Regions from separate parts of the Homo sapiens genome. Here region 1 is linked to region 2. The links are chromatin loops, found by intact Hi-C in ENCODE. Cell type or tissue: HepG2. All regions are shown on one strand. Links, peaks and the distances in the headings refer to the core of each region. The heading gives the core; the rest is flanking DNA. Region 1 has its middle 26 kb from the start of MIR1-1HG. Region 2 has its middle 19 kb from the start of MIR133A2.

Evidence for each region. Hi-C counts contacts between places; a loop is a spot of excess contacts. Peaks named below come from ENCODE experiments on the same cell type or tissue, not always from the same donor. Only the 100,000 strongest peaks of a DNase experiment are listed, where the experiment ranks them.
Region 1: a loop joins it to region 2, with 3 times the contacts of the local background. A loop is called at or near these places in 6 of 110 quality-filtered maps.

Annotation. Positions count from the first base shown.
Region 1 is chr20:62,520,488-62,528,908 of GRCh38, reverse strand. No RefSeq gene overlaps it. Among named protein-coding and RNA genes, the nearest start is that of MIR1-1HG, 26 kb to the left of the region's middle. In HepG2, for the core only: no CTCF peak of the experiment used is centred there; a DNase peak (open chromatin) is centred at 4,888; H3K27me3 peaks cover 6,149 bases.
Region 2 is chr20:62,579,826-62,588,246 of GRCh38, reverse strand. No RefSeq gene overlaps it. Among named protein-coding and RNA genes, the nearest start is that of MIR133A2, 19 kb to the right of the region's middle. In HepG2, for the core only: a CTCF peak has its summit at 4,615 (motif pointing right); no DNase peak of the experiment used is centred there; H3K27me3 peaks cover 7,350 bases.

The DNA.
Region 1 (8,421 bases), core at 347-8,346, 60 kb after region 2:
GCTTCATTCAGAGTCGCCAAAACCTGCAAACATCCAAGATGTGCTTCAGCAGGTGAACAGGGTTAAACGCATAAACAAACTACGGCCCATCCAGACAATGGGATATTATTCTACAATAGAGAGAAATGAAGCCCCACGACGTGGCTCACGCCTGTCATCCCAACCACTCAGGAGGCTGAGACGGGAGGATCGCTTGAGCCCAGGAGTTCACGTCCAGCTTGGGCAACATAGCGAAACCCAGTCTTTAAAAGTAAAATAATCGTAACCAACTATGATATTTGAATATGATGAATCTGATCAAGAATAAAGGGAAACGTGTATCAAGGTCTGAAAAGATCTGAAGGAACTTTGAAGGCATATTGTTAAGTGAAAGAAGCCAGTCTAAAGAGGCTGCATGACGCATGGTTTCAATGAATGATAGCAGGTCCTTGAATAATGTTATTTCCTTTTTTTTTTGTTTTTGAAACGGAGTCTCGCTGTGTCGCCCAGGCTGTAGTTCAGTGGCGCGATCTCGGCTCACTGCAAGCTCCGCCTCCCGGGTTCACGCCATTCTCCTGTCTCAGCCTCCCGAGTAGCTGGGACTACAGGCACCAGCCATCACGCTCGGCTAATTTTTTGTATTTTTAGTAGAGATGGTGTTTCACCGTGTTAGCCAGGATGGTCTTGATTTCCTGACCTCGTGATCTGCCTGCCTCGGCCTCCCAAAGTGCTGGGATTACAGGCGTGAGCCACCGCACCCGGCCAATGTTATTTTCTTTAACGTTGTTTCATCATAATGTTGAGAAAAGCAAATCTGCTCCCACCCAGGGCCACTGTCCGGGGAGCCTGTGCATCGCCCCAGGTCCGCGTGGGTTTTCTGTGGATGCTCCAGTTTCCTTCCGTGCCCCAAAGATGTGCACGTAGGGGAGCTGGCGTGTCGAAGCTGTTCCCGTCGGAGTGCCTGCCCCAGGACGGAGTGTGAGTGCCCACTCCAGGACGGCAACTCCCATAGCGGCGTGCGCTGTGTCCAGGTGGGTTCCCGCCTGGTGCCCCGAGATGGGGGCATGAGCTCTAGTCACCCTGAACTGGAATAAGTGGGGAAATAGTTATCTTACTTGTTTTTAATAATCCTTCTTAAATTCTTGATTAAAAACGCACAGTTCACATTTGTTTCCATGTTTAATATTAGAAGGGCTTTGGACTTTATTTAGAAGTTTGGTGATGTTTTTGTGACCAGAAATATGCCATAGGAACTTAACTCTTGTTCATGTTAATTAGCCTGTGGTCAAATTCATTTTGTTATACGTCATTTTGCTTAAAGTCCCAGTTTCCAAAAACCTATCAATGATATGAAATGAAGCCTTACTGGGTATGACACTCTTGAAAAGACGAAACCACGGAGACAGCAGAAAGACCAGTGGCTGCCAGGGTTAGGGCGAGGAGGGGTGAACAGGAGGAGCCCAGAGGGTGTGAGGGCAGAGGGCAGTGGAGCTGCTCCATGGGACGCAGCGGGAGGGGGAAATCTGTGCCGTTATAAACAAGTCAGACCCACAGAACACCCAGCGCCAAGAGCGAGCCGTGTGGTAAAGGGCGGACTCCGGGTGATAAGGACATGTTGACATGTTGATGCCCGGTCACCTGCTGCAGCCACTGCACCTGTGGTGGGATGTGGACCGTAGGGGGCGGGGGCGGGGGGGCCGTGCACATGCTGGGCAGGGGGCATAAGGGAACTCTGTACTTCTACAACATTTTTCTGTAAAACTAAAACTGCTATTATAAAAAATAGTCTCTTAATTTTTTTAAAGCTCACCAGACGTACACAGTAACTCTCTGTATTATCGCAAATTTTCTGTAAATCTAAAATGGTTGCAGAAGAGGTCTCCTCCTGTACCACCTTCCTAAGCCTGCAGCCTGTGCCTGCTGGCGCACCCCGCCCCCACTCCTCCTTCTCCCCATCGTCCAGCCACTGGGGCCAGATTCCAGGAAGAGTCGCTGTAGGGACTTCCCTGCAGCAGAGGAGGGGGCTGAAGAGAAACCCCTGGTGGCCCGGCGCTCAGAGCCTCCCCAGCTTGGCTTCACCTAAGCAAAAGTGGAAAGGAGCCTCGGGGCCTGGCCCACCTTCATCATCAGTACCAGCGGCTAAAGCAGGGTTGTTGGGGGCCGTCCCTCCACTCAAAGTGGCCCCAGGGAGCCACCTCTACAGTGACAAGGGTTGCCCCAAGGAGAGGAACTTGGGTCCGATGCCCCCCACCCTGAAGCTTGGGAAAGGAGCACGGAGGAGGGACAGGCCGAATGGCCCGCTTGGGGTAGACATTAAAGGGAGCCAGGCTGCAGCCACTGCCCACCCCACCAACACCTGCTCCACAGTGGCTGGGCAGGGGAGGCTGAGCGAGCAGAAATGCAGCATCACGCAGCCAGGCCTGGCTCCCCAGGTCCCCAGAGCCACCCCATCATCCCGGCTACCTCTCCGCAGACCCTCCCTGTGGGGTCAGCGCTGGCAGCACCTCCTTCCTGTCAGGAACCAGCAGAGGAGAGACCTGTAGCAGAAGCAGTGATGTGGTGAGATGACATCCAAAAGGGACATGGCCCTTCCACTGAGAGGCTTCCCCAGAGGCACAACAGGAGACTTGCCAAGGTTTGCAAAGATGCAGTGAGGCTCAGCATGTCGCCAGGGGTGTGTTAGGGCGGGGGTCCCAAGAAATGACAGCCACCCGGCCGTCCCATCATGGTAGCCAAGGCACTGCTACCCACTGAAAGTTCTTCCCTGAGTGGAAGGAAGAATAATGGCTCCAAAGATGTCTTCATTCTAATCTGCAGAACGAACAGGTGGCCATGTCACCTTACATTGCAGATGGGATGAAGGACATGGGATGGGAGGTGACCCTGGGTGGGCCCAGTGCAGATCATCGCAAGGGGCTCAAGCGGTCAGGGAAGGTAGGAGGCGTGCAATGGAGCAGGGAGCATGGGCCATGCTGCACAGCTGGCCTTCAAGATGGAGGCGGGGCCACGAGCCAAGGGACGCAGGCACTTCCAGAGGCAGGGGAGGAGGGAGCGAGCCTCCCCTGAAGTCTCCAGAGGGAAGCAGCCTGGCCCACACCTTGATTTTGACCCAGGGAGACCCATGCAGACCTCTCCAAAACTGTAAGACAGTAAAGCCAGGTGGCTTCGAGCCACTAAGTTTGGGTCCGTTTGCCACAGCAGCCACCAGAGACTGACAAGCCCGGGAAGTCAACCACTCGCGTTGGAGCTGAAGAGACACAAGCACTAATCAGCCACCCACAACGACCACCGTCCACTCCCAAACAGTAGTAGAAACACTGGGGGAACCCCAGGTGACTTTCCCGTCAGAACGGCCATCCGAGCTTCCACAATGGGTGTGTCTCTTTCTCACTGCTGGTGGGCCGTCCCTGTCCCTCATCTGCGTCAGGGGTGGCACAGGACGCTGCCACAGGGACCTAGCAGTGGCTCTCGGATGGCACCCAGGTGACAGGGTGCAGGGCCCATGGATGCCCCCTTCTCCATCGCCTTCCTCTTTATCTCCACCTGAGCAGGGACCCGCTGGGTCCTCACTGCCTTGCATGACATCCCCCGAGCCGGGAGGATCTGGCCCCTGGGACAAGTAAGGAAACGTGCGAGAGAGCCCCCCCCACTCCCCCCGCCATGGCCTGCAAGCACCAGGGTCCAGGGCCCAGCTCCTCCGCCACAGGCAGCCTTGCTGTGGGTTTAGGGGCTCTAAAGGGCTGGCTCGGGGCTGGCTGGTCACTGCCGGGTGCTAGCTGGGGTTAGGGGATGCTCGACCTCTCTGCTTCCCGGAGATTGTGCTTTATTTAACAGTCTCAAGACCCTGGCGTCCCTTCTCCACAAAGAAGGCAAAGGGCCACCCCAGCCGGGGTAGGAGGCCGCAGGGAGCCAGCTACCGGCCGAGGCCCACTCGTCCCCGCTCCATTCCTGCGTCGCGTCTCCCGTGGGAAGGTGCCGTGAAGACGTTGAGCAAAGAGCATCTTGCGGCTCACGGGGATTTCCCTCGCGTCCAGGCGAAGTTTGGGTTGGAAGTTGCCAGATGGAAACTTCATTTTTCCTCAACATTTCCTGCCCAGTTCAGTGTGTAATTGGCTCACACATCCCCTTGGCGGTTTAGCAGAGAGTCCAGCCCAGCGCAGCTTATAAAGAAGATAAATCTAAACAAAGCTGGGGGAGAGCCGTCTGCAGCCACTCACCCTTCTGCTTCTTAAAGAAAAAACATCTCTTCTCTTTGCTGTGAGGCCACGAAGCGGATGCCCCTCCCTGCCCCCAACAGAAGCCTCCGGAGACTTACAGCAGCCTGGGGGAGGGGGGAGCTCCTGGGACCCTCCCCCAACACAGAGAATCTGCAGCTGACAAGGGTGAGCCTGAGCAGATGCTGAAGCCCGGGGGGCTTGTTCCCACCCAGATGGGGCAGGTAAGGGCCACCTGAGGGGGGCTGAGGCAGGCGGGGGGTGGGAGTAGGAGCGCCCCAACTCTCCTACTGTTTACAGTGGGCAGATATTAATTTTTTAAACTGCTTTTTTTAAATCTCCAAAATATTCTTCAATAGCGCACCCCATCTAAAAGATAACAAAATAATCTACTGAAAATGAGAGGCCTCCTTGTTGGGCTTATATTTTTTTATTGAGAATCTTGGTCCCATTGTTGAAAATCAATGAAAGTCCACAGGAGCCAACAACAAACTTCAGTCACTTAGTTTCTTGAAATAATGCAAATGTTTTTCTCCATTTACTGTAAAAAAATTTTAAAGAGAGACTGTACAATTCTGTTAAGCATGCCGCTCATATGTTCCAGACGGGTGGCGGGTAGGGAGCATCAAAGGGAGGGTGGAGCTGCGGTGGGGAGGTGGCCCTGCCTGGTCCCCGCCCCTCTGAGGCCCCTAGTTCCTCTGACTCACCCCCAGGGACATCACCTTGTCACTCGCCCACAAGGGCGGAGATCAGAACGGGCTGGATCCTCGCTCGCCAATGGTGTGAGGCCGAACAGCCGATCGGCTCGTGAAAATAGAGGCTGGAATTCTAAAGAATATTCAGAAATGACCCCATTCCCCGCCATGCCTGCCAGAGAAGCAGCTGGGCAAACAGCAGTGAGCAGGCGGGGTCTCTGTTTGAGTTCATTCCCCAAGTTCCAGGCACCCAGGGGCTCCGGGCACAGACATGGGGGGCTTCCTGCAGCCGGGCTGACACGGAGAGCTCTGTCCAGTGCAACCCTCTCCATCGTGCGGACTCTTACCAGCCCACTTCTCAGATGAGGAAGCCGGTTTCAGAGAAGTGGCAGTGCCCAGCATGGCAGAGCTGGGACTCCAGAGGGTGTCAGCGTCTCCGCTGGACGCCTGCACTCACACTCCCAGGAGGGCTCTGGGGAGGGCCGGGGGCAGATGGAACCTAGAGGGCCTGAGTCCACATCTGCCCAGGTCTGCCCCCAACCCCTCCCACAAGGACTGGCTAGAAAAGTGAAGGCAGCCAGCCATTAGAGAGCATGGGGAGGGAGTGAAATGGGGTTCCAGGAGGGTCTGGGTGGGTGGACCTCGGGGAGGCCTTCTGGGACTCAGCAGTGAGAGAGAGACAGAGACACAGAGAGACAGAGAAGGGGCAGAGGGCACTCTTCCACAACTGGTGGGGAGGCCGCTGAGCTGCTCACAGGACTCTCATTCATGTGGCCCAGGCAGCTCTGACCTTTTTTACCCTGGTGACATTTCAGCGAGTCATGGTGGTGGCCCCAGGCGGGGCTGCGTGAGATCCGGGGCTGCGGGAGACCCAGGGCTGCAGGAGGCAGGGGGCATAGACGGTGTGGGGGCATTGCTAGAAAACCCAGACCACCTGTCCCAATCACTGGACGGCTGTCCAGACAGGAGGTCACAATAGTCCATGGTGCCAGCCTGGCTGGACCAGGCTCTTATCTCCCCGTGCGTCGTCGTCCAGAGCCCCGATTAAGACCGAGGCCACACACCCGAGCTGGAGTCAGGGGCTCCCCCAGCCACGCTGATAGCCCTGGGAATCTCCAGGGAAACCACAGAAGTCACCGTCTCCCTTACTCACTTGGACTTTCAAGGTAGATGCTGAGCAGATGGAGATTCATGGTAGGGCTGACCTGAACCAAATCAGAGTCAGTCAGCCTGGGGGGACCATCCTCTACCCACTGGGTGGCAAAATGTCTACCTATTAGAATTATTTTAGATCCAAGAGTATGTTAATATTTTTTGTGTTAACCAATTAAAACTTTATGTAAAGCTCAAGGTTGTTGTTTTTTTAATTAAAAATTCCAACTAGAGAACTTGAGTTCTGGGGGTCACTTTTCAGATAAACCAGCAAAGAAAAATCTATGAAAGAATTGATAGCTGAACTTCATTAAAATTAACAAATTCTACTCTGCAAAAGACACTATGAAAAGAATAAAAGCCAGCCACAGAATATGCAAAGAGCTCTTAAAACTCAACAATAAGAAAATAAACAACCAGCTGGGCGCGGTGGCTTACACCTGTAATCTCAGCAATTTGGAAGGCCAAGGCCAGTGGATCACTTGAGATCAGGAGTTTGAGACCAGCCTGGCCAACATGGTGAAACCCTGTCTCTACCAAAAATACAACAATTGTCTGGGCATTGTGGCACATGCCTGTAGTCCCAGCTACTCAGGAGGCTGTGGTGGGAGAATCCCTTGAACCCGGGAGGCAGAGGTTGCCGTGAGCTGAGATCATGTCACTGCACTCCAGCCTGGGAGATAGAGGGAGACTCTTGTCTCCAAAAAAGAAAAAGAAAACTAACAACCCTATTAAAAATGGGCAAAAGGCCGGGCATGGGGGCTCACGCCTGTAATCCCAGCACTTTGGGAAGCCAAGGCAGACGGATCACGAGGTCAAGAGAGCAAGACCATCTTGACCAACATGGTAAAACCTTGTCTCTATTAAAAATACAAAAAAATTAGCTGGGCGTGGTGGCACGCACCTGTAATCCCAGCTACTCAGGAGCCTGAAGAACCCGGGAGGTGGAGATTGCCGTGAGCCGAGATGGTGCCACTGCCCTTCAGCCTGGGCAACAGAGCGAGACTCTGTAAAAAAAAAAAAAAAAAAAAGTGGGGGTGGCAAAAGACCTGAACAGACACCTCTCCTAAGATCTACAGATGACAAACCAGCATATAAGAAGCTGCTCCACGTCCTACATCACCAGGGAAACGCAAATTAACAACAACCAAGAGATGCCACCACACACCTACTAGAGCGGCCAAAACCCAGAACACGGACAGCACCGAACGCTGGCGAGGATGTGAAGAAACAGGACCCTCAGCCGTGGCTGCTGGGAAGGCAACATGGCGCGGCTGCTGGAAGACAGTCTGGCGGTTTCTTACAAAACTAAACGTGCTCTTACCACACGGTCCAGCAATCGTGCTCCTTGGTATTTACCCAAAGGAATTTAAAACTTACGTCCACACAAATTCCCACAAGTGGATGTATACAGCAGAAGTGCTTCGGGTGGTAACTGGATAAACCCGAGTCATATTCGGTGCTGAAAAGAAATGAGCCGTCGAGCCGCAAGAAGTCACAGAGAAACCTCAAACGCTATTGCCAGTGGGAAGGAGTCAATCCAAAAATGCTCCATGCTGTGTGATTCCAAACATACCACATTCTAGAAAAGGCAAAGCTATGGAAAAGATCCGAGGTTTCCAGGAGTTTGTGGGGAGGGAAGAAAGGGCTGAATAGGAACACAGGATGTTTAGGGCTGCGGAAATATCCTGTATGATGCAGTAGTGACGGTGGATACAGGACTTTACAGAGTTGTCCAAACCCACCGAATGGGCCGGGCGCGGTGGCTCACACCTGTCATCCCAGCACTTTGGGAGGCCGAGGTGGGCGGATCACGAGGTCAGGAGATCGAGACCATCCTGGTTAACACGGTGAAACCCTGTCTCTACTAAAAATACAAAAAATTAACTGGGCACGGTGGTAGGCGCCTGTAGTCCCAGCTACTCAGGAGGCTGAGGCAGGAGAATGGCGTGTACCTGGGAGGCGGAGCTTGTAGTGAGCCGAGATGGCACCACTGCACTCCAGCCTGGGCGACAGAGTGAGACTCCGTCTCAAAAAAAAAAAAACAAAAAAAAATAAACACCACTGAATGTGCAGTGTTAAGAGTGAAGTATGACCTCTAGTTAATAATGATGGGTATCAGTATTAACTCATCAATTGTCACAAATGTACCGCACCAACATGAGACGCCAATAGTGGGGGAAGGGCACACGGAGGCTTTCCATACACTCGATTTTTCTGTAAACCTAAAACTGGTCAAAAATATAAAGTCTATTAATTTTTTAAAAATTAGAAAATCCAGCCAAAGTTGTTACAGTTTTTTGTTTTGATTTCTGATATAGAGTCTTGCTCCGTCACCCAGGCTGGAGTGCAGTAACGCAATCTCGGCTCACTGCAGCCTC
Region 2 (8,421 bases), core at 150-8,149:
CAGCTTTGAGGAAATTGGTTATTCATGCCCAGAATGAATCAGCAAAGCCTCCCCACGTCAGTCGCCGCCCGGGAAGCTGTCACCTCCATGGCCGCAGCACTCTCTGCCTTGGCAGGCAAGTGGCATAAAACACTGCCTTCAAAGTGATTCCCAGAACCAGGCCAGGCCAGCCCACTGCCTGCCTGGGATCCGTGCTTCCGGGAACAGGCACGGACCCCAGAATGGGACCAGCTGCAGGTCCAGAGAGCACACGGGCCCCCAGGAACACAGGAGCCCCTCAGCTGCTCTCCTTGGTGCTGAAAGAGCCTGGTGGCAGAGCTGCAGATACCTGCGGCAGAGACGGGGTCCCCACCCCGGCACCCCACAGGCCTCCTCAGTGCCTGCGCCCCCCACCCGAGGACATCTCTGGGTGTGAGTGTGTGGTGTGTGGGGCTGGCTAAGTGTTAGGACTTCACTCGCCCTGGAGAGACCCCCACCAAGAGGGGCAGGAGTTGGCACACTAATTCCCAGGGTTCTCAACACCCAGGGGGTCCCTCTGGATCTGAGCTCTGGTCCCCAAGTGGTCACCGGCTCCCTAACTTGCTCTCTGTCACCTTCCCTCCCCCGGGCCTTGTCTGCCTGTGCCCATGCTGCCCCGCAGCTGATGAACCCCAAAGCGGCCCACTCTGATCTTACACTCAGGAAACGTGGCTCGCTGGGCTGCAGCGTTCTAGGACATTCCGCTCTAGGAGGGGCTGGAGCAGAGCCCCGGGTGCTCCACATGCTCCTCTTTATCTCAGGGGCTTGTGCATCCAGCATATTCCAGTTATTCTTGAGAACTACAAGCAAGAAAGGAGGGAAGAGCCGGGCCTCCAGGGATCTGTTTTACAAGAGGGTCCTCAGGAAAATGACCCTCTTGCATGGCTCATGCAAGGAAAATGAAGCTGCGGTTGTTCAAAGTGGCCACCTGCCCCTCACTCACGCTACCCCTTCCCTGCCTCCCAGTCTCACCTCCCCACCACGCACCCTGCTTGCTGGAATCACCTCCCGCATAAACCCTGTGCCCCAAACCCTCTCCCAGGGTCTGCTTCTTTGGGGACCTTGAAGGAAGACACCAGCGTTCCCCACTTACAGCAGGCTTGGGGCCCAGACTCGGGATCAGCTTTGGAGATGATGTCACACCTGATTTTCTGTTGGGAGAATCCCTGCCTCTGCCCTCTGGCCTCACAGGTGTTGCTGGCTGCACCGGCCAGGGTCAACCCCAGCTGTCCTGTGTGAAAGTCTGGCTGAAGCAGATCTTTCCAGAGCACGTGTCCCCAGAACACTTGGCCCCACCAGATGCTCCAAGAGCCGTCTGGGCAGAGCCGTGCAGGCTGCCTCCCTGGCTGTCCTGAGGGCTGGGGTACGTGCTGCCTCCCTGGCTGTCCTGAGGGCTGGGGTACGTGCTGCCTCCCTGGCTGTCCTGAGGGCTGGGGTACGTGCTGCCTCCCTGGCTGTCCTGAGGGCTGAGGTGTGCACAGCCTGAGTGACCAGCTCGGGAGGCTGTGTGACTGGCACCAGGTGTCTCCAGGAAGAATTTACCAGAAACCCTTATTTACTTATTTTTTCTTTTTGTTTTTTTATAATTAGATACTGGGGCTAGACACGGTGGCTCATGCCTGTAATCCCAACACTTTGGGAGGCTGAGACAGGTAGATCTCCTGAGCCCAGGGGTTTGAGACCAGCCTAGGCGACATGGCAAAACCCACTCTCTACAAAAAATACAAAAATTAGCCAGGCATGGTGGTGTGTCTGTAGTACCAGCTACTTGGGAGGCTGAGGTGGGAGGATCACTTGAGCCCAGGAGGTGGAGGTTGCAGTGAGCCGAGATCACACCACTGCACTACAGCTTGGGCAACACAGTGAGACCCCATCTCAAAAAAAATTAGATACTGTGTCTCGCTATGTTGCCCAGGCTGGTCTCTAACTCCTGGGCTCAAGCAATCCTCCTGTGTTGGCCTCTCAAAGTGCTGGGATCACAGGCGTGAGCCACTGCACCCAGCCAGGAACCCTTATTTTTGCTAATGCCTGTGAGCTCGTGGCCCGAAACCTGTGCCCCTGAGGCCCCTGGTGTGAAGAGCTTCCTAGCAGCTCTGAGCTCACCTACGAGGCGATCAGATTTGCTCTCAGCAGCTGATCCCACCGTGCATCTAAGCAGCGTGAAGTTACCAAAGTCAGTTTCCACACTCCGTCCCAGGAACACAGACGTGACATCCTGGAAGCACAGGGGATTCAAGGTGTCCTCACTCGTAGTTCCAGAGCCCACAGCAACACAGGACATGCAGGCTGCAACTGTGAATTGTGTGTGAATTGCTTTCCTGAAAGAGGCCCTTCTGCAAAGCTGCCAGACCCGGGGGTGGGTCGGACCCGGGGCCCTGCGAGGCTCGGCCACCTCTCTGCCTGGGTCTGAGCTTGACCAGGCGGGTGTCAGTGGAACGTGCCTTTGCAGAGCGGCGCTCCAGGGCTCAGTGCACCACACTGGCTCTGCCGTCCCTATTCCATAGAGGAGAAAAATGAGGTCCCGAGAGGAGCAGCAGCTTGCCAGGGTCACATGCTGGAAATGAAGCCAGGCCTAGCCCCGTCCCCCCGCGCGTGTCCGGCTGAGCTTCCTGAGGAGCAGTGGCCACATCCACACTGCACCAAACCCTCCTGCAGCCGGTTCTCACCGGAGAGACAGTCCCCATGTCAGGGCGGGTGAGCAGCCACCCGCAGAGTGTGTGTGTGTGTGTGCACGCGTGGGGGATGTGTGTGTGTGTCATGTGAGGGACGTGTGTGGGTGTGTGTGTCACGTGAGGGATGTGTGTGTGTCATATAAAGTGTGTGTCACGTGAGGGATGTGTGTGTGTGTTATGTGAGGGATGTGTGTGTGTCATATAACGTGTGTGTGTGTTATGTGAGGGGTGTGTGTGTGTTATGTGAGGGATGTGTGTGTCACATGAGGGATGTGTATGTGTCACGTGAGGGATGTGTGTGTCACGTGAGGGGTGTGTGTGTCATATAACGTGTGTGTGTCACGTGAGGGGTGTGTGTGTCATATAACGTGTGTGTGTGTTATGTGAGGGATGTGTGTGTGTCACGTGAGGGATGTGTGTGTGTGTCATGAGGGACATGTGTGGGTGTGGGTGTGTCACATGAGGGATGTGTGTGTGTGTCATGTGAGGGATGTGTGTGTGTCACATAAGGGATGTGTGTGGGTGTGTGTGTCACATGAGGGATGTGTGTGGGTGTGTGTGGGTGCATGAAGGATGTCATCCCTGTTCCGTGGCCCAGACATGCCTCACCTCACGCAGCCCTGTGCTCCGGGAAGGTGGGTCTGGTCCCGTGGCCCTAGCTGGCACTCCTCTGTCCCCTCCCATCTTGGGGTTTAATCGCCTCCAACTGTCCAGGTCCAGCTGAGGAGCCGCCTCTCCCAGGGCCATTCCTGATCCCCAGGGACCACTCCCCTCTGACCTCCCTGAGCACACATCTTTGTTGGAGGCATTTGTCACCCTGTCATCTGGAGACAGTGACTTCCTCTCATGAGAAGGGGAGCTCCTCGAGGGCAAGGCCTCTCTGTCCATGCGCCCCGGGAGCTGTCTCACGCTGGACCCAGCACGCGGTGGGGGCTTGGTAAGAATGGACTGACCCGGGTCTCTGAATGAGTGAAATTTAAATGTCTGCCTTGTGAGTTGGGTTTTGAGTGTGGGGCTCCGGTTCACATCCCTGTTGGGTTAGCCCAGGGCAAAGCGAGGGTCACCCCCCAGGATCAGCTCCACGCTTGCCCTGAACACAAGAGCCACTGGTGTTCGGGAGAACACACTGTACCCCAGAGGGCACCCAAGTCCCAGGCAGCCAGCAGTTCTGGGGACAGCCTGGAAGGAATTCCCCTGCTCAAAGCTCCTTTCCATCATTTGGGCCTCATTTTACATGTTCCTTCCTCCAGGAAGTCCTCCCTGACCACCCACCAAACCAGGTAAGCAGCAAGTTACTTCTCCCCTCAAACTCAAAGCTGTCTCCGGCTTTCCAAGCCCCAGTTTCCTTGGGTCCCTCATGGCCAAGAAGCACAACATGAGATGTTCCCCATCGTGCCCCAACACTCGTGTGGACAGTCCAGGGTTGAGCTGACCTCTGCTGAACTGTGCGCGCTGGGGCAGGTGCTGCGCCTGAGCTGTGCGTGCCGGGGCAGGTGCTGGGTCTCCCGAAGCCTTGGGTTCCTGCCGTGTCTGAAGCTCACGATGCTGGGTCTTGGGCTTCCTTGCCAAATTGGACAGAAAATCTGTCCTAATTATTGGGAATAATAAGGCCCTTGGAATCTCTTTGCTGTGGAACTTGAAAGACCATCCCCCCCCACCCCCGCACCCATTGCCACGAGGGTGATGGTCACTTTATGTGTCCACTCGGCTGCACCACGGTGCCCAGCTGTTGGCCACACACCTGCCTCGGTGCTGCTGTGCAGGTGTTTTCTGGCAGGATGAACACTTAGCTCAGCAGGTTTTGAGGTAGGAAAGTGACGCTCCACCATGGGGGTGGGCCTCGTCCCAGCAGCTGAGGCCTTGAGAGCAAAGACCGAGGTTTCTGGAAGAAAACGGGATTCTCCTCCACAAGATGGCAATGTGGAAGCCGTGCTGAGTTCCCAGCCTGCCGCCCTGCGGAATTTGGACTCAGATGGCAGCATCAGCTTCCCTGGACTTCCAGCCAGCTGGCCTGCCCTGCAATTGCCAGTCCCCACAATCATGTGAGCCAATTCATTAAAACCAATCTCTCTTATTCTTGATAGATAGAAAGAAAGAGAGAGAGAGAGAGAAAGAAGAAAGAAAGAAAGAGAGGAAGGAAGGAAAAGAAAGATAGAAAGAAAGAGAAGGAAAGAGAGAGAGGAAAGAAAGAAAGAAGAAAGAAAGAAAGAAAGAAAGAAAGAAAGAAAGAAAGAAAGAAAGAAAGAAAGAAAGAAAGAAAGAAGATGGATAGCTAGCTAGCTAGCTGGATAGATGGATGGATGGATAGATAGATGAATAGATGGATAGATAGATGGACAGATACATAGATGGATGGATGGATGGATAGATGAATAGATGGATGGATGGATGGATAGACAGATGGATAGATGGATAGATACATAGATGGATGGATGGATACATAGAATCAATAGATTGATTCATAAAGACAGAGAGAGGTGGACATGGATCCTACTGGTTCTGTTTCTCTGGGGAGCCCTGACTGACGTGGCTGGTCCCCCACACTGACAAGTAGACTGGCTGTTCGGTCAGGATTGGATGTGGCAGGGTTTGGTGCAATGTGGATGTGGCTGGCTCCTTAGGAAGCTCAGCCAGACATGCACAGGGGGGTGGGGCTGGGCCTGGCACCATTTCCAGTATGTGACCCAGGCAAATTCCTTCTCTCAAACTCAAAGCCATCTCTGGCTTCCCAAGCCCCAGTTTCCGTGGGTCCCTCATGGCTGAGAAACACAACATGAATTCAGAGGGAAGAGAAGAGCTGAGAACTGGCTCAGAGGCAGAGGCCACCCCCCAGCCTCTCGTGTTCCACCCTGTCCTCAGCGATGGGGACACAGAGGCCAGAGAGGCCCCTGCCTTCTTCAAGGTCATGGCTTGGAACAATGAGCAGTTCCAAAATTCACATATGTCCTTCTCCAGGCTCCCCAGCTGCCCTTCAGAGTGCTGGATTTCTCCACCTTTCCACCGTCTTCACCGCCTTCCACTGCCTTTCCACTGCCTTTCACCCCACAGTCTCTCCCGTCGGGGCTCCTTCCTCTCCGTCCCTCCGAGGGTCCGCTGCCCTTCCGCGGGATGGGATGGATCCTTCCAGCCCGGGGGCGGCAAAAGGTGCAGGTGGGGGCGGGGCGCGGGGGCGGGGCGGGGGCTACAATTTGTTAGGCTCCATGTGACTGTGTGCTGAGCTCCTCTAAGAGGCCTGGGGGCTGGGCAGTGACTGGCGTGTGCCCCGGAGTGCGGGGGCAGGGGGCTTGCCTCTCACTCCACGCCCAAGTTCCTGGGTGAATGCGTTCTGGGCAGCCTGGGTTTGTGGGTCTGAATCACAGAACTTCAGATCACACCTAGGCTGGAGGCCAACCCCGGCTGCAGACTCGGGGGAACGTCCTGAGCGCTTTCTTTTTAAACAGCTTTGACATGTGCAGCAAATAAGAGTTGAGTGAGGGATCCGCAGTGCCCTTGTGACGTCCTCCTGGAGAAGGGGCATTCACCACCCTCGCGGGCTGGGTTCCTGGCCACGCCTGCCCACCTGCCGGCCCGCCTGGGGCAGCTCTGGCAAACCCGGGGTGACCTGGGGGGGCGTGGAGGAGTGGCCCGATTTCTCCCGACCTGGGATCTGTACCTCCTCGCCTGAGACTTTCTTTCCAAAATTTCTAAATAAGAGCAGCCCTCACAGCTAGTTTCACATTCCCACCATCAAGAAAAGTGTGGAATAAAACTAAACCTACTGACTCCTCCTGTCCCCACCCCCAAATAGCCTCATTCAGCAGTTTCTCCGAAGCCTTCAGAGCAGTTTTCATTCAAACTTGCATGTAATTGTTGCTGCTTTAAAGAGAATCGCCCACAGCACGTAACACACAGCCTCTGGGTGCACGCAGGCCCAGGGGACGCTCGCAGGCCCGGCATGGGGTGGGGGGCATGCAAGCCCGGGGGGTGCCCGCAGGCCGGGTGCGGGGGGGCGGTGGCGCACGCAGGCTCAGGGGACGCACACAGGCTGGGTGGTGGTGGTGGGGGGTGATGCACGCAGGCCCGGTGTGAGGTGGGGGGACCTGGCGTGGGGTGGGGGAGTACGCAAGCCCAGGGGGTGCGCGCAGGCTGGGGGGGTGCATGCAGTCCCAGCGTGGGGTGGGGGGCATGCAAGCCTGGAGGGTGCATGCAGGTCCAGCATGAGGTGGGGAGCATGCAAGCCTGGGGGGGTGCGCGCAGGCTGGGGGGGTGCATGCAGTCCCAGCATGGGGTGGGGGGCATGCAACCCCAAGGGGTTGCACGCAGACCCTCCGCAAGCGCTGCAGCTACTGCTGTCCCTGGTGTGGCTGTGCCAAGATTTACTCACCGGGTCCCCACTGTCATTGCGGACACCAGCCGAGGGAGCCTCCTCAGCCCAGGAGCTCCCTCCTAGGGATGCGTCCAGGCAGGGAGGGCATGCCCGTGAGGGGGAGGCAGCTGGGCCTGGGCATCCACAGGCCTCAGGGTCAGGGGTTGAGGAGGGACTAGGCTTCCCTGTCAGCCCCGTGCAGAGCTCCCCAGGTTGACTGGCCCATCTCTCCCTCCTGCAGGGAGCTGAGCGCCATCCTCCCTCCCCTGTGGACAGCCCGCGAGGGCGCCTTTCCCGCCCATGTTCTAGAGGTCACCTGCACAGCAGGGGTGCCGGGGCCCAGCCAGGCGCCAGGCTGCAGGGGTGCCACCCTCAACCCTGGTGGTACCACCCCTGCTCTCACCCCTGCTACCATGCCTTGCCCATTCCTGGAGGGCCTCCCCGCTCCCAGATCCCACCCGTCACTGGGATCCCCAGATGGCTCTCTTTGTCCTGAGCCCTCCCACCTCCCTGCTCCACAGCAAATTTGCCTGTTATATTCCCACCCCCACAAGGTGTGGAACCTCAAGGGCAGGTGCTGCCTCAGGGGCGCAGAGCCATGCTGCCCACCGCCCCATGGTGCCCACACAGCGTGAGTGAGGCACAGGGTTGCTGGGCAGGGGCTCTGCTGGTACTGGGATGAGCTGATGCTGCCCCAAGGCCCCTCCCACTGTGGCAGGACTGGCATGGAACTGGATCTGTGCAGAAGCCCCCCATGGGGGTGGGCCTGGCAGAAGCAGCCCCCTCCCCATGTTGACAGCATTAGCCTGAGGCTTAATTTCGTGGAAATCTCTGCCAAGGGCTGAGGTTAAAAGTGTCCTCCAGGGACAAGCCTCTCCTCTCTAAATGAGCCCAAGTCCTCCATGGTCCCTCCTTTCCCCAGCAAACCTCACTCATGGGACAAAGGCTGGCAGGGCCCACACCACTGCAGGGTCTTGCCGAGATTCCCGGGAGATGCGCTCAGGGGCGAGAGGCCCAGTTCTTGGAAGCTGCCAAAATGGAATAAAAGCAGCTCCAAAGACTTTTGTTCTCCAGCTCAGCTCGGGGCCAAGTCACGCCACCCAGGAGAGCCCCTGAAGGTCGAGGACATGAGGGTGTGCAGTAAGCCGGGGGCTCCGAGGGTGTCCCAGCGTGTGTGCAAGGGGGACAGGGCCCTGCAGATGTCCCAGAGAGGGACTGAGGCCATGTGCTCAGGGGCCTCCCAATAAATACCCGGGAGTCGCTGAGACAGAGACAGAGACAGAGACAGAGACAGAGGGAGACAGGGACAGAGGGAGAGGGAGACAGAGACAGAGACAGAGAGAGACAGATACAGAGGGAGAGGGAGACAGAGACAGACAGAGACAG